2 separate regions of the Mus musculus genome follow, and region 1 is linked to region 2. A link is a loop called in an ENCODE intact Hi-C map of the cell type or tissue named here. Cell type or tissue: left cerebral cortex. All regions are shown on one strand. Each heading gives the region's core, and the rest is flanking DNA. Links, peaks and the distances in the headings are about the cores only.

Region 1 (11,981 bases), core at 2,341-10,340, 50 kb before region 2:
ATTTTCGGGGAGCCCCAGTCTAAGGTAGACGTGGCCTGTCCTCAGGGAGCACCGCTCTGACAGGATGGCCCTGGCCCTCAGGAGCCCCTATTCTGAGGAAATAGTTTCCTTGGGCCTCTGAAAAGGCTCCTGTCTACTTGCTCCAGGAACTTCTGCCTCTGGTCTGGATTCCTGTAAACAGAGGTGGGGAGTCCCAGCAGCCAAAGCGCTTTTTAATCGCCTTTTTTTATTGTCTTTCTGTGGGTGACTCATCCACGGGAAAATCACAGCTCTGGAGTGAAACTGGTGAGCCTGAGATGCAAACGGAGAGGGACAGCAATGAGTGAAGATTATTGACACAGTCTGGGTGGCTGCTGGGCCTAGTTCAACTGGTCACCACAGCCGCTGGCACCAGAGTCACAAGCAGAGAGGTGAGCTGAGATCAGAGGACACCCAGTCCGCAAGAAGCCCCATAGCAGGGCTGTCTCTAGATTCAGGCAGGAGCTGTGCACAGTCACAGAAATCCAGGAACGAGGCCTGGTGAGTGGCTGTGGGTCAAGCCACCCTGTGGGAACATATGCACAAACAGAGAGAGCCTCATACAACATCCCTGTCTGCTCTCTTGAGCCATACCTGGCCCCTTCTGAGCCTGCCATCGCATTCCAGTCTGAGTTGGGATTCTTGTAATGTTTTATGGTCTTACCTGAACCTGGAAGCCTCAAGAGCAGGTGCTGCCTAGAGCAGAGGAGACCTGGTTCTGGAGGAAATAAGACGGGGTTTGGGGGTATGCCTCATTTGGCAGAATGTTTGCCTTGCATGCATGGGACCATGGGTTTGTTCCCCAGCATGACATACAAAGTGGGTATTGTGGGTAAATATCTGTGAGCCCAGAACTGAGGAGATGGAGTCAGAAGAGTCAAACCTTAAGGTCATTCTTGACAGTAGCCTCTGTGTGAAACATGTGACCCTGATGTGGGCAGTGGGGACAAGAGGAGAGGAAAGAACAGAGAAAGACAGGGTCCAAACCTCCAATTGTCTCAGCAGCAAGTGTGTGGTGGTGGTGGCAGTAGGGACAACATACAGGGGACTCCAGACCTGTGCCTTTCCCCAGGAGTCTGAGAGCAGGGAACTTCTCAAGAAGACAGGGATCTTTGAACGTATCTGGAAACAAAGCTGTGGGCACGGAGGGGGCTGTCTAAGGTCTTGAAGCCTCTCTTGAGCAGAGTTGGGGGTTGTCCCTGGATTCCCTTGGCTCCCTCCCTTTACTTGACCCTCCACCCTTGCACCTGGACCCTGGCTCTGGGCCAGGCTAAAACCCACAAGGAGACACGCCGTTCTGAGCTTCTTTAGTGGGGTGGAGCAGGGAGGGGTGGGGTGTGGTGGCCATGGCAGTGGCTGACTGGCTCCGCCCAGGGTGGGCACATTTCATCACCAGAAGGCCTTGCCAGGGATGACAGCTGCTGCAGCCCAAGGGAACGTGTACTTTGCAAACCTTGAACTAGAACCCCATCCTGGCTCTTAGATAAGTCTCTAGGACACTCTGTCCTGCTGTCCTGGAAAGAACTCAAGCTACCTCTCTCCCACTGAGGCAGCCCTGTGATTATTCAGAGATGGTGTCCAGGCCTGTGAAATCCTGGTGGGGGTAGTTCCACCCAGATGTCCCCACTTGGGATAGCATTCATCAGTAATCTGAAAAGTTATCACTAAGGTTATCTAGCTGGTTGTTAAGTCTCCTGTTATCCAGTGAGGTGGCAACTATTATTGCTGTTGTTTTATAGGATTGAGACAATGGGGTTTGAGAAGGACAATGACCTGCCCGAGTGTCACAGCTAGCACCTGAGGGAACTGAGATTATTATCCTCCCAGATGCTGTCACATCCCTCAGCCTCCAGGGAAACGGATACTTAGATACTGGGCACAAGAACCAGGCACTCTAGATAAATTATGATGACTGCAAGTACCAGGGGTTGGGGACAAGAATCTTCACTTGGCCATAGCAGAAATGTCTGCTTGGAATCTTGCCCTGTAGGGAAGGGACAGGAGCTAACATTGGACAAGACAGGTGTCTACTGGGTGCCAGCCTTGGGCTAGGTACTTGCCAAAGGAGGATAGTGGCACCTGGAAGATTGCAGAAACAGCCTTTGCAGGGCGTTAACGGGCTCCTTTGGATTTAACATAGCCAATATGTCCTTAGGGACCCTCATGAAGAAACTAAGACCCCCTTACTGGGTTGCTGAATGATGACAGTCAGGTTAGCTTCACTAGCTTGGTGGAAGGCAGTCTATACAGCACATGGAGGCTGAGTTAGTATCCTTCAGTAGTCCCAGAACAGCCCACAAAGCAAAAATTAGAATGTGTGACTTATTCAAGGTCATCCAAGAATTTAAAATTCAAGACTGGAAATTGATCTTATGATACAAGCAAGATCCTGCCCCCTTCATATTGACCTCCTAGCACATTAGTTAGTATTTGTGACTATAACGAAATCCTTGATGAAGATCAGCTTACAACCTCAGCAGGTTCAACTGTGACTTGCCTGATGCTTTGGGGCCTGTGTTAGCCCAATGTTTCATAACAGAACACCTGCCATAGGAAGCTTAAACTTTCCACCACCTCTCCATAGCCCTCTGGGGATGAAACCTTTAACACTAGGGTATTTGGGCAATGCTGCAGATCCAAGCTATAGCACCAAGAAGATGAGCTGCTGAAACCATTGCTAACCTGCTTTTCTAAGGATTTTGTTTGTGAATGTCCATGCACTTTGGTCAGCCTTTGCACTGTAGCAGGAACTAGTGATCAGCATGCTTAGCAAAAACTCAATAAAGAACAGGGCACTGAGGGAAACGTAGATGTGGGAGGGGAACTGGGGGTCAGAAAGGAATAACTGGGGAACATACTGGGCTTGGGGCCAAGAGCAGGCATTTTAAAAAATACCGGCAAAAAAAAATAAAAAAAAAAAATAAATAAATAAAATAAAAAATACCGGCAACGGAGAGGCAGGACAGTTTGACAGCAGCTAGAGACTCAGGGGAACAGTGAGCTCCAATAAAATCTTTATCAGACTTTCCCTCCCTGAGGTGAACAGTTGGACCTGGAGTTACTGCAGAGACCTGTCCCCAGGCGGAGGGTACTCTGAGCTGTACTGGTTGCCTTGGAAACATGAGCACCTGAGTTTAATCTCTAGAACCAATGTAAAAAAGCTGAGCACTGGAGCCCACACCTGTGATCCCAGCACTGAAGAGGCAGAGACAGGCGGGTTGTTGGGGCTCCATGGCCAGGTTAGTGAGTGTGCTGGACTCAAAACTCAGGCGTGGGATGGCACTGGGGTTGTCCCCTGACCTCAGGGTGCCGTTGGTGCACTGACCTCAGCGTGCAGTCAGTGCACTGACCTCAGGGTGCAGCCGGTGCAAACACACACACACACACACACACACACACACACACACACACACACACACACGAGCATGTACACATACTCACACTCAAGAATAAAGAAAGACACATGAGAAGTGTCACTGAGCATCTGGCTCGAGTGTTTGAGACTCCACAGCCAGCAGCAGGAATTCCTGATCTCTGTGAAAGTGTTCCGACCTCAACCCCAAGGTAATTGAACTTGTGTCTTTTTGTTTTCTTTAATTTTTGTTGACGTCATCCACTTGTCTCTCTATCCACCTGTAATATGGAGCCAAGAGCTTGAAGCCAGAGAAAACAAACCAACAAACTATAAAGAAGAGATGTTTAAATCGGTATTATTTTATTTCCTGAGTGAACTCTATCTTTCTCTCCCTCCCTCTTTCTGATATTTTTTTTTTCCTTTTTCCTTGGGAAAGTCACAGTTTTCCCACCTTGACCTTCCAAGTATTGAAATCACAGGCATGAACCACACGGAAGTCTCCCGGCTGCGAAGCACCTTGGGCACTCAGGAAAACAGGTCTATGGACCGGATAGGTCCAGTTACAAGCGCATTTGCATGTATTAATCCTATGCTTATTTACCTTGAAACCAGGTCCAAACACTCATAATTCTAGAGGACAGGCAGCCCTCCAAATCCCAGGTACCCCAGAGCCCTCCCCAAGACTGGGAGCTCTGGATTCTTGATGTGTTCTGCTCCATCCCTGGGCCTCTCTCCACACAGCTGCCTTTGTGTAGACTCAAAAGCAGAGTCCGAAGTCTGAACAATAGTCTCAAAAGGACCCTGCATGCGCAGCTTCTGTCTGCATCAGATCCACTTAATGGCTGTTCAGCCATTACCACAAAAGCTCCTTGGGCCCCATTGACACCATGCTCCCATGGGTTTCCCTGCACTGATTAAGGACTTAGACTGTTATTAATAGAAGCCGGCTGCTTGGGAGGCTGGGAATTTCACAGGGTTCAGGCCTGCTTGGGTAACACAGATCCCCTCTTCTGAGAACTGACAAACAGACCCTGACACTCGCTCAGGTACTTTCCTCATTCCTTCCTGTGTTGTTTAATTTTCATAGGCACATCCCCTCGGATGTTCCAAGATTCTAATTTACAGACAGGGAAACTGAGTCACAGGGATGTAAGCTGATTTGCTTAAGGCTATCTGGCAAGACAGTTAACAAGCCATCAGTCTCCCTATTCCCCAATTCTGTAATGTCCAAGGACAGACAGGCTTAGCTGTCAGTACCAGGCAGTGGATTGTTCAGCCTACAGTAGCCAGTGTTACTTACTGCAAAAGGTCCATCCATCCTGCAATGACTCTGAGTCACCTTTGTGCCACTGAATGCTGCCTTCCAGAAGACTTTTAAGATCTCTAAGGCCTCTACTGAAAGCAATCACTTTTCATTGCAGGTGCAAATAGAGTCACTATGGAAACCATCAGTATAGCACTACAGAGAGAAGCAGGGAAGGGGCCAAAGGATGAAATGCAAAGAGGTCCTTACACGTTCCTCACATTGGACACAACCTTAGTTATATTCTATGACCTGGGACCCTCAGTCTCCTCACCCTGTCCCAGTCTGAGGCTCAAAAGATGTACACACATATACACATACACACACACACACACACACACACACACACACCTACCACCACCACCTACTTGCCAGCTTGTTCCTTCTCTGAAGGATTAATATATGCAAATAAGCTGGAAGTTTCCTCAAACCTGTTTTTCCATGGGCGACCAAAAAGTTTGGCTTATCTCCACGTCTGCCGAATTCTGTGAACCTACCCTGTGCCAAGTTTCAGCTGGGGAGCAGGAAGAGATCAGAGTCTGTCCTCTCTGTTCGGCCCTGTGGGCAAGGGTCAAGACGCCTGTGTAGATCAGGCCCTACTGCTCTGTGTCCTCATAGCGGAAAGGGAGGCACACCCGCACGAGGAAGCGAGGGGCTCCTGAGGGGGCTGGAGGAGTTTTAAAGAAGCTACAGGTGGGGCACTGTGGTAAAGTGTCTGCCTAGCTTGCACACAGCCTTGGGTTCCATCCTTAGCTCCAGAAAAAAGGCTCCAGGGGATGGGGGTGAAGGCTTTTGGTGCCTTGGTAGGCCCACACCCCAGAGGCAAGAAAGGAAAAGTGCATCTGGTGGCCCAGTGGCATCTGCTGGGACTTTGCCACATAACCGGAGATGGGCGAGAGACTGAGATCGGCTTGTACAATCTCGGGCTGGGCAGCTGGGCTCTCAGCCAGGAAAAAAAAAATCTGCTTCTTTGAGAACAAGAGGGTGGAGAGAGGGAGAGAGACAAAGAGGAGGAAAGAGAGAGAGACAGATACACAGACACACAGAGAGACACAGAGACAGAGAGAGTAACAGAAGCAGAGACAAAGAGAGATGGAGACAGAGAGAGTCAGAGGAAAATAGATGATGAAGAAAACCCAAGAGCCAAGAACTTGTGTTTTGAGGAAGGAGCCTTTTAGACAGGAACAGGGAGTGAAAAGTGGGAATTAAGAGCTGAAGGTAGCTGGGCATGGTGGTGCGCACCTTTAATCCCAGCACTTGGGAGGCAGGCAGATTTCAGAGTTCGAGGCCAGCCTGGTCTACAAAGTGAGTTCCAGGATAGCCAGAGCTGCACAGAGAAACCCTGTCCCGAAAAACCAAAAAAAAAAAAAAAAAAAAGGAGCTGAAGGTAGGGGCCACAGGGCTGACCTGCTGTGAGCTACAGGCAGAAGCCATTGGATGAGAGAGAGCTGGTAATGTTTAGATGGCTCTTTGCAGAGTGTCCCAGGACTCTCTCTCTCTCTCTCTCCTGTTCAGTTCTTCACCATGCGGGAGGAGCCCTATTGGTCCCTCCAGAGAGGCAGCCTTTCAGCTCCTTGTTTGGCTTCCTGTGCTGGGTGGGAGAAGCAACAGGCAGAGCTTTGCCATGAGTTCTTCTCCCAGCCCCACTCACTACACAGACTGAGTTCCAGATAAAAGCCAAAGCAATTCCTCAGAATGCCCAGCTCTTCCCTGCCCTCCAGTCCCAGAAGATGTCATGCCACCCACCGGCAACACCTGGGCCAGTGTCTTAGTTCCTGCCCTTCCAGTGTGGTGCTATCTGCCCAGCTCACACCAGATGCCCACTTCCTTCTCTGGGCTTCCGGGAGTGACTCAGGTAGGTATTGTGTTCTTGTTTATCTCCCTGCCACGTCCTTCTCCCACGGATGGTTTAAGTTCCACGGATCTCAGATCCTGAAGGAGCTAGGCCTGAACTTGACCACAGCAGGTGCTTGGATGGCTGTGACATTAAAGGAGACCTTTGCCTCCTTACCAGCCTTTTAGTCAGCCTGGCTCAGCCTAGGCCTTGTGAGGAGTTTGACTGTCAAGTGGCTACTGAGTTTCTGTTTCTCAGAATCAAAACTCCCTGTTGGCCATGAGTTTCATGACCCACCCTGGTTTTCCTGATCTCTACACTGTAGATCTTACCCTCCAGAGTCCCAAGCTTAAGCAGGGACTAAAAGCACATGGCACACAGCTCTCCTCTACTTATCTCCCCCATCACTACCCCTTCACCTGTGAATGGAAACCCTCCTAGTACCAAAGGCTGTAGATTAACCCCTGTCCTGTGTGAATTTGATATGAGATGCCTCACAGTAGTCTTCAATGCAGTGCTATTTCTTTAATTCAACATAGTTTTGAGTGGCTTCCTAATTATCACTCATACTCACCCTTTTCTTGCTTTCCTTTTGTTTTTGGTTTGGGGGTAGTGGTGGTTAGGGTGGAGAGTATTTGTTTTAGAGACAGGGCTTCACAGTGTAAACCAGGCTAGCTTGGAACTCAGGATTCTCCTAACCTCAACCTCCTGAGAGCTGGGATTACAGATATGAGAAACAAGACCCTTATGCTGTAATAAATAAAAAAGACTAGGGAATCCAGGCCAGTCCAAGCTACCTAGTAAGACCCTGCCTCAAAAAGAAGAAGGAAAAAAGATTAGGGAAAGTGAAGCAGATTTAAACATACAAGTCTACAGAAAGGATGTTCGCATAAAGAATAGGTAAAAATGTCTGATTTGCTGGTTTGGTGCAAGCCTGAGATTTTTAAAATCCCCGATCTTGAGAGGTTCTTGACTTTTTTTTTTCTATAGGCTGAAGGCTTTAGAGAGTCACAGTCTTGGAGTTTTTCTGGAAAGCCCCCTTCCCAAGTTTTCCATCCTATTAGTTCAAGATGCAAAGCCTTGTCTAATGAAGATTCCAGGCCTTGGGGTTGCCTCCCTTTCTAATCTTGTGTATCGGACTGTCTGTAACTTCTCAGCTCTCAGAGTTCTGAGACAAGCTTGCTCCAGCACCAGCTCAGGAGAGAGGCCCAGCATCCCCTGGTCACCTGTAATAAGCTCTAAGAACACTTCCTACTGAAAATGGAGCATTGTGATTTGTCTCTTATGCAGGCAGGTATCATCATGTCTCGGCTATATCCATTTTTCTCCCCATTGCTGTATAATAGGAGTATGTCTTCATTCCAGTGTCTCCCTCCCAAACTTGCACTCCCAAGAGCTTGTAAGTGAACATGGTCAGCAGGTCATGAGTGAGAGCAGCTTAGGAACACCACGTCTCCAACATGCAAGTACTCACTCACCTTCAGAAGTTTCCAGATGCTTGCCCCCTTGGCTGCACACTTTTAATGTCCATTTAATTTAATCATTTCATTCATTCATTCATTCATTCATTCATCTTGTGTGTCTATGTTGTACTTCTAGAGTTGACTTTCCCCTTCCACCATTTGGGTCCTGGGAATCAAAGACAGAATTTCAGGCTTCGCAGCAACAGCCTACAGCCTACAGCCTACAGCCCGGGTTTTTGTGCACACCAATATGTATATTCTCTCACGCACACATGGAAAGAAGACTGGTAATTGTGTTGAGTCCAGAGTTGGAAAATTAAGGGGCAAGCTGGGGGAAACAGAAACCTCAACAATCTATGCCTTTGGAACGGACGCATTTTAAAGATTTTATTATTTTATTTTTAATTATGTGCATGTGAGTGCAGGTGCCTGAGGAGGCCAGAAGAGGGTGTCAGATCCTCTGGAGCTGGAATTACAGGTGGTTGAGAGCTGCCCAACTTAGGTGCTGACTCCAAACTCAGGTCCTCTGCAAGGGCAGCAAGCATTCTGAACTTCTGAGCCATCGCTCCAGCCCCAGCCGGTTGGAATATTGAGTGGTATTGTTTCTCAGTTACAGGGGCGTGGGGACGCATCTCCCCGGGTGCTTCAGCCCTCTCTGTTTTCTTTAAACCCACCAAGACAGTCAGTCACCAGACTGCCTGCGAAGCCTGCCACTCAAACCCTCTGACCCCCACTGCTGTCTGATAAAAGCTACAACTAAGGGGGAAACAAAGAGCTCCTTCAAGGGGAGTCCAGCTTGGGGGAGGGGAGGTTAACAATACAGAGGGGCAGGGAGAGTAAACACCATAGCTAACTGCATCCATAAATTCAAAGCGGCTGTGGAGCTAAGGTGTGGTCTGGGCTCTGCTGACAATCTGGAAAGACTTGCTGGTTGGGAAGCCTGGAAGACAGAGAGGATAAGGAAGGAGAGGAGGCAGTGATGAGGACCTGTGGACTGTGGGTACTGTGCCCTTTCTCCTTCCTTCCAGAACATTCCACCACCCTCCTTCCTGCCCCCACCCCTACTACACACACTTCACTGTAAGAATGCTGGCTTATTCTCATTCATGACAATCTCCTTCACCTACCCACTGGGTTTCCAGCCCTGGCCCATCCCACGACCCAGGGGGACCCGTTTCTCCAACTGGAACCAACAAGCTGCGGCTGAGGCACTGGCAAGGAGGGATCAGCACTACTGGATCATCTGCCTCCCGCAGCCAGTCTTTGGATGTGATGGCAGCAAGCATAGGACCATTGCTGTCTCCTGGTGAGAATTGCTACTCAGGGTCACCCCTACAGGCACATTTGCCTGTTCATCCATCCCTTGTCCATCCATCCATCCATCCATCCATCCATCCATCCATCCCTTGTCCATCCATCCATCCATCCCTTGTCCATCCATCCATCCATCCATCCATCCCTTGTCCATCCATCCATCCATCCCTTGTCCATCCATCCATCCATCCATCCATCCCTTGTCCATCCATCCATCCATCCATCCATCCATCCATCCATGATGATGATGATGTAACTGAGAACGACGTTGAGTTCTGTTCCTCCTGCCTCTACCTCCTGAGTGCTAGGATTGTAGGCATGTACCATCATGTATGTATATGTGTGCGTGTGCGTGTGCGTGTGCGTGTGTGTGTGTGTGTGTGTGTGTGTGTGTGTGTTTATTCTAGTATAAACAAACAGAGAGGCTGGGAGAATAGCCTGAGTTATATAGCAAGTCCCAGATTAACCTCAAAGGCTAGTGAGAGTCTCAAAACTGGGGTGGGAGTGTGGGGGAGGGTCAGTAGCAAGGGTGGGTGGAGCCTGGAAAGGAGCCCAAGGCAGAAAGGCTGCAGAGGTGGGGGCAGAGGGCAGAGGAGTCTCTATTGGCATCTGTTCCACAGACCACATGATTCTTGCATTCATCAGTGACTGGACCCCACCTGACCAGCTCTAGTCAATGATTAAGAATTGAGGATGGCAGTAAAGAACGATTATTGCTGAAGCCTAGGGGCAGGGAACATGGTGTGCATGTATAAGAAGGACAGACAGACAGACAGACAGAGGCTCTAGGAAGATAATGGTTCCATGGGGAAATTACTCTCATCCGTGTAAAAGTTGGATACAACTGAGGGTCTGTAATCCCCGCCTTCCTCCCTGAAGGTGGGGGGGTATACAAACACACAGGCAAAATGCAAAACAAAAATAAATAAATCTTTAAAACTAAAATCCAACGAGGAGTATAGCAGAATGTCATTAGAAGTCATCATTATTATTTTTTTCATAACAGTAGTACTTGGTTTTACTCTAGGTTCCTGGGTTATCTACTCTCAGGTTCTTGCTCATCCAAGCAGCATCAAGGAGCTCCAGCTGATAAAATGGGCCTGAACTCAAACCAGATATTAGCTGGGTACTCCCACAGCTTTGTGCCACCGTCGGCCTAGTGTATATAGCAGGCAGGACATCATCGTAGGTCAGAGCTGGGTTGGTGTTTACCTTTCTCCTTGGGTAGGTAGAATGCAGAGTGCATTCTGCTCCCAATAACACCGGCCCATAAGGGTCAAGGCTGTAAGTGGGCACCAGCGTGCTCTCTCTGTGTAAAGTGAACAACAGTGGAGGTATTGTCTTCAACAATAGATTCTTGCTGTCAATTTTCGAAAAGTGACCTTGGCAATAACCTGGGTTGTTTGGAGGTTCCCATGGAACCTTTTGGGTCAACAATTAAATCAGATATAAGCCATTCCAAGTACTGGAATTTCCATTTGGTGACAAGAGTTGGGGCTCTGTCTTCCCTGTTATTTGGCAATTTCATTTATTGCACCTTCATATATGTGTATATCTCAGGAAGCTTCTACTGTATCAGGTTTCTGTATGACTCCTTCCTTAATTTCAGCTCTCCTTCCCCGTATCACTCACTTCTCTTGTTCCCTTCTTCCCTCCCTCCCCTTTTGATACTCGAGTTCCAGCCTGTTCCTGTCTCATTCATCTATAACTATCTATTTTATTTTCCATTCCTAGGGAGATCTATCCCTGTCACCCGGTCCCTTTCTTACCTAATCAGTGGTTCTGTGGATTGCAGTTGGGTCTCATTTGGCCTTACAGCTAGCATCTACATCCACATATAAGTATTTTGAATACACACCATGTTTGTCTTTCTGGGAACACATTACCTCACTCGGGATGACTTTGTTTTTCTAGTTCCATCCATTTACCTGCAAATTTCATATTTTCATTTGTTTTTAACAGCTTAGTAAACTTTCTTTATGTAAATGCACTTTTTTTTAAATCTATTCATTTGTTGGTGGATATCTGGATCTAAACACTGCTTTTGAGGATAGGTAGGGCACATGCCCAGATGTAGATGGCCAACAAGAAAACGAACTCAAGAGCATCTTCGGGAGTTCTGTGTCTGAGAATGTTGTCAAGGCTTTTTTTTTTTTTTTTTTCTTTTTCCTTTTAAACCTTACAGGCCCTTTGAGTATATATTGTGACTTCTGGTGTTGTGTTTTTATACAATTCCCATGGGTGTGGCTGTGTGTGCCTCTGTGTCTATGTGTTTCTTGTGATTTTTCTTTGGCCCTTTTCCTTCTGTTTGTTTCTTTCTATTTCAACTGGCTTGTTTTTTCTTTTTATCATATTATTACATTACATACTATTATACTACAACCCCTTAGATGCCTGCTAATTTTATTTTCTCTTCTGTGTTTATTTTGGGGTTCCTTTGTGTAGCTCTGACTGTCCTGGAGCTCACTCTATGGATCTTTGAGATGGCTTGTGTCGCCATGCCTACCTCCCAGTTTTCTAAGGAGAGACAGAAAAGAGGTCAATCTGGATGGGGGGAGGTGGGGAAGAACTGGGAGGAGTTGAGGGAGAGAAAACCATAATTAAACAATATTGTATAGAATAAACTATTTTCAATTAAAAATATTTTAAACAAAAATAAATAGATAAATAAATATATGAATAAATACCTAAATG
Region 2 (11,981 bases), core at 1,996-9,995:
TCTTGTCTGTCAGCAGTACCTCCACCCCCAAAGTGGACAGGTAACTTTTAGAAAAAAGAATTTGAGCAACATCAGGCCAGTGTGATTTGGAGAAGATTCTAGATGCTTGCTTGAATGAACAAGGACAGTCTGTCACACACACCCTCCCCAGTGAAAAAAAGAACAACCTTGTCAACTGGGCAAGTTCCCTCTTTTCAAAGGAAAAAACCCAAGAAATGAAAATGGACCAATGAAAGCATTTGCCAGCCTCAGCTTAATCTGCAAAAATCTGCCTCTCTCGGCTTTCTGATCTGTGACTTGGGGCGCTGCCTCAGGCCTCAGGAAATTGGTTTAAGGAAAAAATGAAAACTCCAAAATCTTCCTTCTCATTCGGCTGCCTGGGTATTTTCCACCTGAGGTTCTGGGTTTTAACCCTGGTCATCACAAAGCCCCTTAGTTGAAAATTCCTGGGGTGGGAGCAGGAGGTAGCTAAGCTTGGGGGGGGGGGGGATGGGCTTACTGCTGCAAACCGTGGCTGTAGAGTCAAAAGCACAGAAAAAAAGGACGTAGCCCTTCCCTCCCCTACTTAGGCTGTGGTTGAGCTGTGCCACACAGGCTGCCTTTCAAGTGCCCTGTATCCAACCCAGGACCCCCTGGCTGTTCTTGCCTTCAAAACCGTCTGAACTCCCACTGAAGTAACAAACTGCACCTTATTGTTAGAGCTGTTTGTTTTTAAGGCAGGGTCTCAGGTAGCTCTGGCTGGCCCGGAACTCACTGTGTATCTGAGGGTGACCTTGAACTCCTGATCCTTCAACCTTCAGCTCTTATGTATGGTACCCCCACTGTGAATGCAGTGTTGGGCATGGAACCCAGGGCAAACACTCTACCCACTGAGACACATCTGCAGCTCTTACATTAGTTGCCATTAATGAATCTGTTTATTTGGTTATTTATTTATTTATGAAAGCAGGGTCTCCCTATGTAGCTCTGTCTGTCCTGGAATTGGTTCCGTGCATAGAATGTACTCACAGAGATCCGTCTACTTCTGCCTCCCAAGCTTGGGGGTTAAATAAAGATGCATATGCTCCACTGATTTTAGGGATTGAGACAGGGTCCTGGTACGAGGTGAAAGCTGCCTTTGAACTCTTAAGCACCCTGCCTCAGCCCCCTGGATGCGAGATTATAGGCATGTGCCTTGCTGTTTGGCATTACCAGATTTTTGGGTGGCTGGCTATTCTAGCTGTTTATGTATTTTCCTCTTTTTTTTTTAAACCCAGCAAGTGAAATTGGCATGTATAGTGAGTGCATCTACTGTGCTGAGCACTGTGGTTAACATTATTCTTCTGTGCAGAGGCATAAGCTGTTAGTGCTTCCTGGCTGGGGCATTTCCTCATCAAACCAGTTAACTTACCTTAGCCTTAATATCCTCATCTGCAAAATGAGCAGTTTGGTAGGGCTCCCGGTAAGAGGGTATGAATAGAAGAAGCAGGGAGCTCTTGCCGCTAGCATTTTCTGAGTTTTATGGAGTGCTCTCTGCGGACGGCGTCCTGCCAAGTACTTTACCTGCTTATTTCAGGTGCTTTATGGTGACCTCATGCTTTAAGATAAGGCAACTGACACCCAGGGAAGTTAAAGTGGCCACAAGGGCAACAGCTCCAGTCTTGGGGGTTCCCCTACAGCAATATCCACCTTTGCCAGCCCACCGCAGGAGACTTGCTGTCTCTAAGTGACCTGAGTTAATTGGTTCAGCTTGACTTTGGACTGCTGGGAAATTCTATTTTTTGTTTCCCTTGGAACAGGCACACAGTCTTCTCCAGTGTGGCTGCCTGATTGACTCGGCACTGTCTCCGTCACTGAAGCTGTGTGTACACCCTTCAGTTCTGCACAGCTGTTTTTAGAAGTCCCTCTTTCTTCTCCCTCCCGGAAAGCTGAGGACTGAGTTAAATTGACAGGCTGACAATTCATCTAAGTCTTTTAGGTAGAAGGTTAAACAAACAGTGTTATGCCTTCATACAGAGGCGTCTCAGGAGGTCAGGTCAGAGTGGAGAATAGAGAATAGTGGGGGGAGAGAGTCTTAACTTTGTGGGGTGTCCTCTCTTAGCCTAGGAAGGGTCAACAAGCTTCTTGATGGGATCATATGTCCCACTGTCTTCTGAGACTGGGATAGGGCAACAGGCCTTCTTTTCTGCCCTGGTATCCCAAAGTGAGCCCTGGCGTTCCCTGAACCCCCTCCCAGCTTCTCACCACATTCTAGGGGATTTTGGGTATACCTCCTTTCTTTTTTTTAAATTTATTTATTGTTATATGTAAGACACTGTAGCAGTATTCAGACACACCAGAAGAGGGCATCAGATCTCATTATGGATGGTTATGAGCCACCATGTGGTTGCTGGGATTTGAACTCAGGACCTTAGGAAGAACAGTCAGTGCTCTTAACCACTGAGCCATCTCTCCAGCTCCCTGGTATAACTCCTTTCATGGTTAAACCCTTAAATACATCCCAGTTTTGAAATTCTGACATCTGTTCTAACACCAACCCTCCGCCAAATTTATGAAAAAACAAAACTGTGGACTGTTTAATGACTTCAGAACAAAATGTTCAAAGCGAAGAATATTGAAAGGTTTAGAGAAAAACTTCTCTGAGCCCAGTTCAGGGGAACAGAGGGTTAATACGAGCACTCACTTTGTTTCAAGCCAAGGTGGACACTGTGAGGCTCACTGGTCTCACCCACCTTTGGTAAAAGAGTCATTAGGTCTTTTGAGCCTTGATCTAACCCTGCTTGAATTCTCACAGTCTAGAACTGCAGAGCTTCGAAGTGGGCAAATTTGTTTTTTTAAAAGGAAGACAACCCGCCCTTTATCCATCCTTCCTTCCTTCCTTCCTTCCTTCCTTCCTTCCTTCCTTCCTTCCTTCCTTCCTTCCTTCCTTCCTTCCTCTTTGAGAAAGGGTTTCTCTGTGTAGCTCTGGCTGTCCTGGAACTCACTCTGCAGACCAGGCTGGCCTGAACTGGGAGATCAGCCTGCCTCTGTCTCCAGCTGAGCCATTAAAGGACAACCATTTCTAATGGTTTGGCTTTTCTTAAGTTACACCTAAGTTGCCGGGCAATGGTGGCACACGCCTTTAATCCCAGTCCTTGGGAGGCAGAGGCAGGCAGATTTCTGAGTTCGAGGCCAGCCTGGTCTACAGAGTGAGTTCCAGGACAGCCAGGGTGGTTACACAAAGAAACCCTTTCTCGAAAAACCAAACCAAACCAAACCAAAAAACAAACAAAAAGCTACACTTAAGTTGAAGACTGAAAAAAAAAAAAACCAAGCAAACAAGAAAAGCCCCACACCAACAAAAACACCAACACTACCTCAAAAGGTCTGCCTTAGTAAACTTGTGCTGGTTAGAGCTTTACCAGTTAAAGTGAACTGTTACTAAGCTCTCTTGGGAGGTTTAGTGGAGCATTAGCATGGTTAGATGACACAGTCATGGCGAACCATCTGGGGAGAAATTCGCATGCACTGAGAGCTTGAAAGTTTGCAGGAGGTGGTGATTGTCACCTCTAAGTATTTTCCTGGGGTTTCGCCTATTTATAGACTGGTGTTTAAAAGAAACTCAGTTCCTTGGTTTTGCACATCATGCTTGGCTGGCCCTGACCTGGGGCCAAACAAAGGCCTTCATCTTGAACTTAGGGGTTTGCTGTCAAGTTGGTCTCAGCCTCTGTATTCGGTGAGTTTGTGTTTAGTGGTAGGGGGTGTACAGGAGGGAAGGGAAATGAAAACTTTGGGGAGCAGAGAGCTAGGCTTCTGAGAAAGAACCCCTAGGAGTGTCTTTATATTGGGGTGATGTAAGACGATGGCCAGAACTGGGGTGCAGCAGGGACGCTCCAGACAGAAGTGAGGTGGGTAACCATCAGGAAGCACGGGGAGAGATCTGTGTCTTCCATTGTTTGCTGAGACCCTCGGACTTGTCTGTGACCATTCCACCCTGCCCCTGCTCAGTCCTGCACAGGGTCTGAAGTGATTTGGGTTTTCATGCATTTGGAGTGTCTGCAGCCACAAGAGCAGCTCGAGGACAGGGCCTGAATCACACCACAAAAGTCTTGTTTCATGTACAACAGGTACAAACACCCTGAGAGTGGTTTCTATGGACTGTAGTGTACCTGCGTTGTGGTTCATCGTGAGGTCAAGTATAGACTTTTCCACTTGGGATGTCCCGTTAGTGCTTAGTCAGAAGGGTTTGACTTGGAGTGCTTTAGATTTTCAGAGAAAAGGATGGCCACCCTATTCAGGACTGTATGGAGTGCCGCGTGCACAGACATAGTGAACTTCTAAACTGTAAAGAATCCAAAAGACTTGTAGGGGTGGTGGTGGTGCACGCCTTTAATCCCAGCACTCAGGAAGCGGAAGTAGGAGGAGGTATCTCTGAGTTTGAGGCCAGCCTGGTCTACAGAGTGACTTCCAGGATTTGTGTAGCCAGGGCTACCCAAAGAAACTCTGTCTCAAAAAACAAACAAACAAACAAACCAAAACAAAACCTTGTACATTAGTGTGTGGGGGGTGGGGGGAAAGCACACACACACTGTGGCCACGTGGTTGAGGTCAGAGGACACAAGTTGACTCTGTTCTTCTGCCATGTGGTGAGTCCCCGGGATGAAACCCAGGCTGTCAGTCTTGGCAGCAAGTGTCTTTACCCACCCAGCCATTTCGGTGGCCCAAGAAGACCCTCCTAGAGCATTTAATGTTAGGGCTAGCTTAGTGCACAAGGTCTTAGCACATGCTAGACACGTGTACCACACCGAGTGAGGTGCTTTCTCAGCCTGAATTTATTTTTTATTTGTTTTTAGTTTTTTTAAGGCGGGGTTTCTTTATATTTTTTCTTTTTGGCTTTTTTCGAGACAGGGTTTCTCTGTATAGCCCTGGCTGTCCTGGAACTCACTTTGTAGACCAGGCTGGCCTTGAACTCAGAAATCCGCTTGTCTCTGCCTCCCGAGTGCTGGGATTAAAGGCGTGCCCGGCTAAGGCAGGGTTTCTTAATGTAGCCCTGGCTGTCCTGGAACTTGTAGGACTCTGTAGATGAAGCTGGCCGCGGATATTTTTTTAGTTATAAAAAACAAATATGGAGTCTGGAGAGCTGCTTCAGCAATTAAGAGCAAGTCTTGTTCTTGTAGAGGAGCCAAGTTCAGCCCCCAGCGCTGACGTGGCGCTGATACCTTACTTCCTAGCTTTCAAGGACACCTGCATTCATGTGATGTGCACTCACCTCCACCCAGACAGACAGACAGACAGACACACACACAGACACATACATACACATGTAATTAAAAAATAAAGAAAAGTAAATGTTAAAAAAAGTCAAATGTACTATCTTCAGCAGGTTTGAGCATCATCCAGTGCTAACGAGGTTCTCACTGTTGTGACTCAGATCTGAGTTGCTAACCCTTGCTTTTTGTAGAACCGAAACTTCCCACTAATCAGCACCTCTCCCCACCTTCTCACCCAGTCACTAGAAACCACCGTTATGCTCGTGTTTATGAAGTTGCTGCCCTCAAATCTGTTGGGTAGATGAAATCATGCAGCGTTTGTCTTTTGATGTGTAGCATGGCACCGCCGTTGGAAAACTGTATGGAGGTCCTTTAAACAGTTAAAAATAGTCCTGCCATATAATGCGCTCCTGGAGCATCTGGGCCTATATCAGCCCAGTTTATTTGCATTCTAGTTTTGCTGTGATGAGAATGGAACCTCAGGTCTGGCATATGCTAAGCAAATGCACTCTCGCCAAGCCACATCCCAACTGTCAACTGAATATTCGGTTTTACTGTCTTTTTTTTTTTGTATGTATACGGGCATTTTAACTGCATGTATGTCTGTGCATCATGTGTGTGTAGTGAATAAGGAAGGCAGCAGAGGGCCTTGCATCCCTTGGCTGGAGTTGCAGATGGTTGTGGGGTGCTACGTGGCTGCTGGGACTTAAACCCTAGTCCTTCTGGAAGAGCAGCCAGTGCACTCGACCGTTGAGCCAGCTCTCCAGCCCCTCGATGGAATATTTTCAACATGAAAGTGGGTGGGGAAGGATGGCGTGGGTCTTCCCCTTCCAAAGCCCCCAGAGAGGTATAATTTAGCACCATGGTGCTTGAGGTGCAGCCACAGGCCAGAGAGGTGAGGGTCAGATGACAGAGCCTTGTGAGTGTAGCCAAGGAATTTGAACTCCATCAAATGTTTGCCATTTTCAAGAGGGGAAGTGGATAACATTACAGAAAGTTCCCTCCTTCTTCACAGCCATTTACAACTTGCAAACAGTGGAATATTCTGACTGAAATTAAATTTCCGTAGGCCGAGCCACTCACTCTGTGAGTGTTCTGATAAGGACGCCTCCTTCCTTTCAGCTTCTGGTGAAATGGGAGTGTGGCTTTTCCCAGAAGCTCATAGTCTTTAGCCCCTTCTTCACCTCAGACCTCATTAAGGTGCCTCTTTTCCTGTGTAGGTCAGGGTCTGGGATGGTCTACCCAGACACTCCATTCCAGGCTACCTTTCCCAGCCGTCCTTCATGTCCTCTTGTGGAAAAGGACAGGATACCAAAGTTCTTCTTGAAGCCTTTTGTGAGACTTAACTCCAATCCTTAAGTAACCAAAAACCCCAATGGGCGGGTGGTGTGGGGGGCTTCTCTTGCTGGCCAGCTTTTCTGTGCAGGAAGCCTCAAAAAAAAAAAAAAAAACCAAAAAACAACTGGAGGGTCTTGAGCCCTTGAGCTCAGTCTTGCTGGGGAGAGGAAATTGCTCTGGGGGTGGCAGAGTGAGGGGAAATGCAGACTGACGTGCCGAGTGATGGGTGACAGATGGTGGAGGCCAGAGGGGAGGACACGGTTGCAGGGCCTTGGAAGTTTCACTTGCCATTTCCAGAAGTCTGCGCAAGAACCCTTTCTCTGGGGAAATCAGACTCTGAAGAAACAAAACAAACAAACAAACAACCCCAGCCTCTATCCTCAGGGAACCCTGGTCTGCAGGGGGAACAACAAGGAGCCACCAGCAGGTTGGTGTTAGTGAGCGTACCTGGAATATCCAGTAGTGCATCATGGACACATGGGTTTCTCTTCTCCAATGTAAGGAAGAAAGGGTGGCGAGTGGGTGTGGGTAGCAGGCCTGTGAGCATACTGTGGGCTCCTGCTTGCTATGCTAGGCAAGGGACTGGCCCATTTTCTGTATCTCTAGAACTATGGGCTGGGACTTACTGCTGTTCTGGATGTACACGGTAAAGTAAAGGGCTGAGGCCCACTGTCAACTAAGCCTTGGTCTTGCCCATGGTTAGTTAGTAGAGCTGGTGACTGGAGCACACAGGCATGGGCCAGGGGGAGACTGTTACTAAGAATGTCCTTGGCCAGGTGCCATCATCACCTCACAGAAAAGCAAGCAGCAGCAAAATAGAAGAGACCACCGTGATGGTCTTCACTGTCGAGTTGCCATGGCAACACACCTCTGGGTGTATCTAAGAGTGTTTCCAGAAAGGTTCAGCTGATCTGGGAAGACACCTCTGAATATAGGCAACAGCATCACATTGGGGTCCTGACTGAAGAAAAAGGCAAAAGCAAGCTGAACTCCAGCATTCACCTCTGCTTCCTGACAAAGGACACAATAGAAACAGCTGCCTCACGCTTCTGTTGTCATGACTCCCCTGCTGTGTACCCTCAAAGTGAGCTCAAATCGACCCCCTAAAAAATTATTTCTATCTGATATATATATATATATATATTGCCTGCAGGCATGCATGTGCGCCATATGCTTGTCTGGTTTCCGGTCCACAGAAGTCAAGAAGTCAGAAGAGGGCTTCAGATCTAGAACTGTACTTATGGATGGTTGTGAGCCACCATGCCGTTTCTTGGAATTGAACCTGGGGCCTCTGCAAAAGCAACAAGTGCTCTTAACTATCGAGCCATCTCTCCAGCCCTGCAGACCCTCCCTTTCTCAAGTTTTTGTTAGTTATTTTGTAACAGCAGTGAGAAAGGGGAAATGGTACCAGGAATTGGGGGAGGGGGAGTCCTTTCTGTGATAAACCTGGCCTGTAGGTCTTTGGAGCTGGTATGCATGAGGAATGTATAAGAGTTTGGAGCTACAAGCTAGAGAAGCCCGAGGATGCTTGCTGTAAGCAGAAGCTTAGTGGGCCTTCTAGATTGAGTTTGGAAGACTAGAATGCCCGTGCCTTCTGTGCCCTGATGTGATGGACTATATGCTCTTGACCTTTGAAAGGCAGAATAAGCCCATCTTCCTAAAGTTGTCAGGAGTTTGATTACAGCAACAAGAAAAGTAACAATACAACCACAGAGGTCACAGCATGTCTGAGGCCTTGTGATTGGGAGAGTGATGAAGGCTGGCACCCAGTTCTCATGCTTGGAACCACTTTGCTGTCCATTCGGCTGTGTTGATGGTTGAAGAAGCAAGAGGGAGGGAGGCTGAGAAATGGAAATATGCCACATAGACTTGGTGTCTCAGAACCTTTTGGTGCACAGGGGTAATGTAAGCATTCAGGGTGTTGATGGGTGTGACCGAGAGCAAGTTGTCTCCTCCATGGGATGCAAAAGTGGTGCTCCACTGTATCAGGGCTTACACCATACAACAGAGAACCTAAGTATCAGTTGCTCTCTGTACCCCCTTTCTCTGGGCATCTTGTTCCGTACATCCCCACAGTCCTCGTCATGCATTTTTAATCTAGAAACTGGTGTCAAAGAGGAACCCAGAAAGCCCTCCTTCATGCTGCCCACCATTGTCTACTCCTTCCCAGTCAACTCAGTTCACTCCTTGATGGTCATAATCAACGCTTGAAAATGTGACTTCTCCCTTCCAGTCTCAAGCTCCTCCTGGAGAAGCCTGGGTCCAGATAGCCTCAGGACTGTCTTCCTTAGGTGGTGGCTGTGCAGGGTTGGTGACCACATTGGACCTTCCCTAGAGACAGGACAGTATCAGCACTCTTGGGGCTCTCTTGGTGGCCAGGGCTCTTTGGTTAGGTTTGCAATATGCATTCTTTTTTCTCTTACCCATCTAAATATTTAAGCTTCCTGCTGAAATATTTAGGCAGGACTGTGTACTTCTGGCTGTTGTCACCCACTCCCCCATGCCCTGCTGTGATCTAACTGCAGCTGTTTAGCCAAGTCCTTCCTACAAAGGGGCATGTGTGTCCCAAGTCTGTGAGAACCTATGCAGGATAGTTGAAGGAAGGACTAGCTTGGCTCTATTGTGTAGCCTGGAGCCTGGTCCTGTAGGCCACCTGGAATCTTACCAGCCTCATCTCGGGGACTGCACACCTTGGGCTCCTCTAATTGTCTGAATTGACCTATACTTGAGGATGGGGAAAGGGAGCCCCTATTTGAGCCATTGTGAAGACAAAACCTGATCATAACTGTAGTCCTAGTCTTACCCTATACATTAGTTCGTGCTGTGTGACTTTGGCCAGATTTAATTACCTCATGTCCATCCATCTATGAAGAGGGATTGGAGTGCCTTTAAGTTATAAGGGCCCAACATGGCACATCTCCCTGTCCCCAGACTTGTGTGATAAGACCCAGTTCTCAAGATGTTCAGTGCGGAGGTAAGCGCTTGCTTCATGTTCCCTCGTGCCCAGGTTCTCAGTGGCATGTACCTTCTCGTGAAAGTCTGATGAGGAAGAGACCAGGCCTTTACAAAATCAAAGTGAGGTGACTTTAACCAGGTAAAGGCTTTGGTCTCTCACAGACTTTGAAAGAAATGATCAGTGTTTACAATAGTGAGATGGCCCAGTGGGGCTAGGTGCTTCCTCTCAAGCCTGATAAAACCTGGGAGAGAACTGACCCCTGAAGGTTGTCCTCCCACCTCTACATTTGTGCCGTGACTCCAACACGCCATACACAATTAAAAAAAACCTTTAAATCAATAAAAAGAGTTTATTCCTGTGCTAGATAGTGTTATGTTAACTCGACATAAGCTAGAGTCATTTGGGAAAAGAGAACATCAACTGAAAAAAATGCCTCCACCAGATGACAAGGGGACAAGCCATTGGTGCGTTGTCTTGATTGACAGTTGATGTGGGAGGGCCCAGCTCACTGTGGGTGATGTCACTCCTGGAGTGGTCCTGTGTGCTAGAAAGCTAGGTGAGCAAGCCAGTAAATGGCATCCTCCATGGCTTCTGCATTAGCTCCTGCCTCCAGGTTCCTGCCCTGACTTCCTTCAGTGATGGACAGTGACATAGAAGTATAAGTCAAATAGCCCACCCTTCTCAAATTGCTTTTGGTTGTGGTATTTTATCACAGCACTATAAACCCTAGGACAATTGCTAACCCCACCCAACCTTGCCCCTTCAAACTTGCTCACCCCCAGCTCCACCCTGCTGTGCTTTGTGTCAATGTTTCCCCAAGCTCTTCCTGGGATGCTGGATGCCCAGGTTGTGGTCGCCAAGTCCTGGTCTTCAGGTCTCTGCTGGGCGCTGGGGTTGGAGGGAGAAGCTGTGGTTTCTACTTTCAAGGAAATATCCAGGTCTCACAGCAGATAAAAAGCACGTGCTGATCGTGAAGACCCACAAGCATGAGCACACACCATATGTGTGTCTCCATCTCTGAGGATGTTGTGCCTACTCCTGGTCCTTCCTGCACCTTCAGGAATGCCTTTGGGCTGTGTTCTGGGGAAATGAGGAAGGTAAATGTAATGTGGATGGGCTGGGGTAGGCCACCTGTATGTGTGTATGCCCCTGCCCTTGTTTAATCTACAGAGCCTTGCCAGGAGGAGCTGTGAGGACAGGACTGTTTGCAGGAGAGGAGGTGCCTCTCTAGCTGATAGGGCCTGTGGTGTGACAGATCTAGACCACAGCCACATTGGATCTTTCCACCTCTTGACCTACACACAGGGAGGGAGCAGAAGTGTTTGCAGGGTGTTTCCTATCTCACCTAGGTGACGCCACCCAGTCTTCTAAAAAGCTTGCAGATGCAGGCTTTGTGCTCACCCTACCCTCCCTCCACCTTGCCTTTTCCAAGAGTCTGCAGAACCATTCATTTGACACCTTTATTCTGTCTCTTCCATGGACCCAGTACAGGAAGGGGCCCTCTCCATCCTCCTCCTCCATAGACAAATGCATGCCATCCCCTTTGTTGGATTGGAAACCAGGGCCAGCTAAGGGCCTGCCACTAAGCTGGTGGCAGAACTGTCTTGCAGGGATGTCTAACCTGTTGGCATTACGTGACATAATATGCAAATATGTGGAGCCAGATGCATAGCTCTCCTGGGATGCATGTGACCTGTGGGCTGCAGGTTGGATGTTTCTGGTTGAGAGGCAAATTTGGTCAGTGGAGCAGAACTGCTTGCAGGTGTGGCTGTGGGCCTTTCTTCACAGAGATAATTCTTAGCCCATTTCTAAACCTGCACATGTATGTTTGATATCCTTGTGTGTCTGTGCATGTTGGTGTATGTGAGTGTGCATGTGCCACCGTGAAGCCTGGGGGTTAATCCTTTCCTTTCACCTTTCTAGAGACAAGTCTTGTTCACTCCTTCGTGCAGCAGGCCAACTGGACTGTGAGCTTCTGGGAATCCTCCTGTCTCTGTCTCCCATCTCACTACTGCCTCAGGTGACCCTGTGAGGTGTGACTTGGTTTCTGGGGTCAGAACTCTGCAGCACTCCCGTGCCTTTGTAACATTGCTTTTTAAGTCACAGAGGTATTGATTATATTTTGGGGTGCAGAGCCTCCTATGTTTCGCTTCTCCTAACCTGCCCAACATGGCCCTCCCTGAGATCTGGGGGCGGGGCTTCCCTGCTGATGAGCGTTGGTGGAAGAAAGGTAAATGTTAGTGGGGAAGCTCCCAGTGGCGCAGAAAGAAGGGTGTTTTTCTGGGCCAGGCTAGATCCTGGGGCACAAGCGCTCCGACTGAGACCCACTCCCACCTCCAAACCCACTCCCCAAGGATTTTGTCCAGCATTGGGCTCAGCTCCCCGAGAATCTGCACCCAGAGAGCTGCTGGTTGGCTGGTACCTCCTGCCCATCGTGGAGGTTGCAGGAGGTGATTTAC

Evidence for each region. Peaks named below come from ENCODE experiments on the same cell type or tissue, not always from the same donor. Only the 100,000 strongest peaks of a DNase experiment are listed, where the experiment ranks them.
Region 1: it touches region 2 in a loop (6-fold over the local background); 2 of 42 quality-filtered maps call a loop at or near these places.

Annotation. Positions count from the first base shown.
Region 1 is chr14:20,217,960-20,229,940 of GRCm38, reverse strand. No RefSeq gene overlaps it. Among named protein-coding and RNA genes, the nearest start is that of Kcnk5, 42 kb to the right of the region's middle. In left cerebral cortex, for the core only: no CTCF peak of the experiment used is centred there; a DNase peak (open chromatin) is centred at 5,586.
Region 2 is chr14:20,167,483-20,179,463 of GRCm38, reverse strand. The region is part of intron 1 of Kcnk5 (potassium channel, subfamily K, member 5); the gene reads left to right. Among named protein-coding and RNA genes, the nearest start is that of Kcnk5, 8.3 kb to the left of the region's middle. In left cerebral cortex, for the core only: no CTCF peak of the experiment used is centred there; no DNase peak of the experiment used is centred there.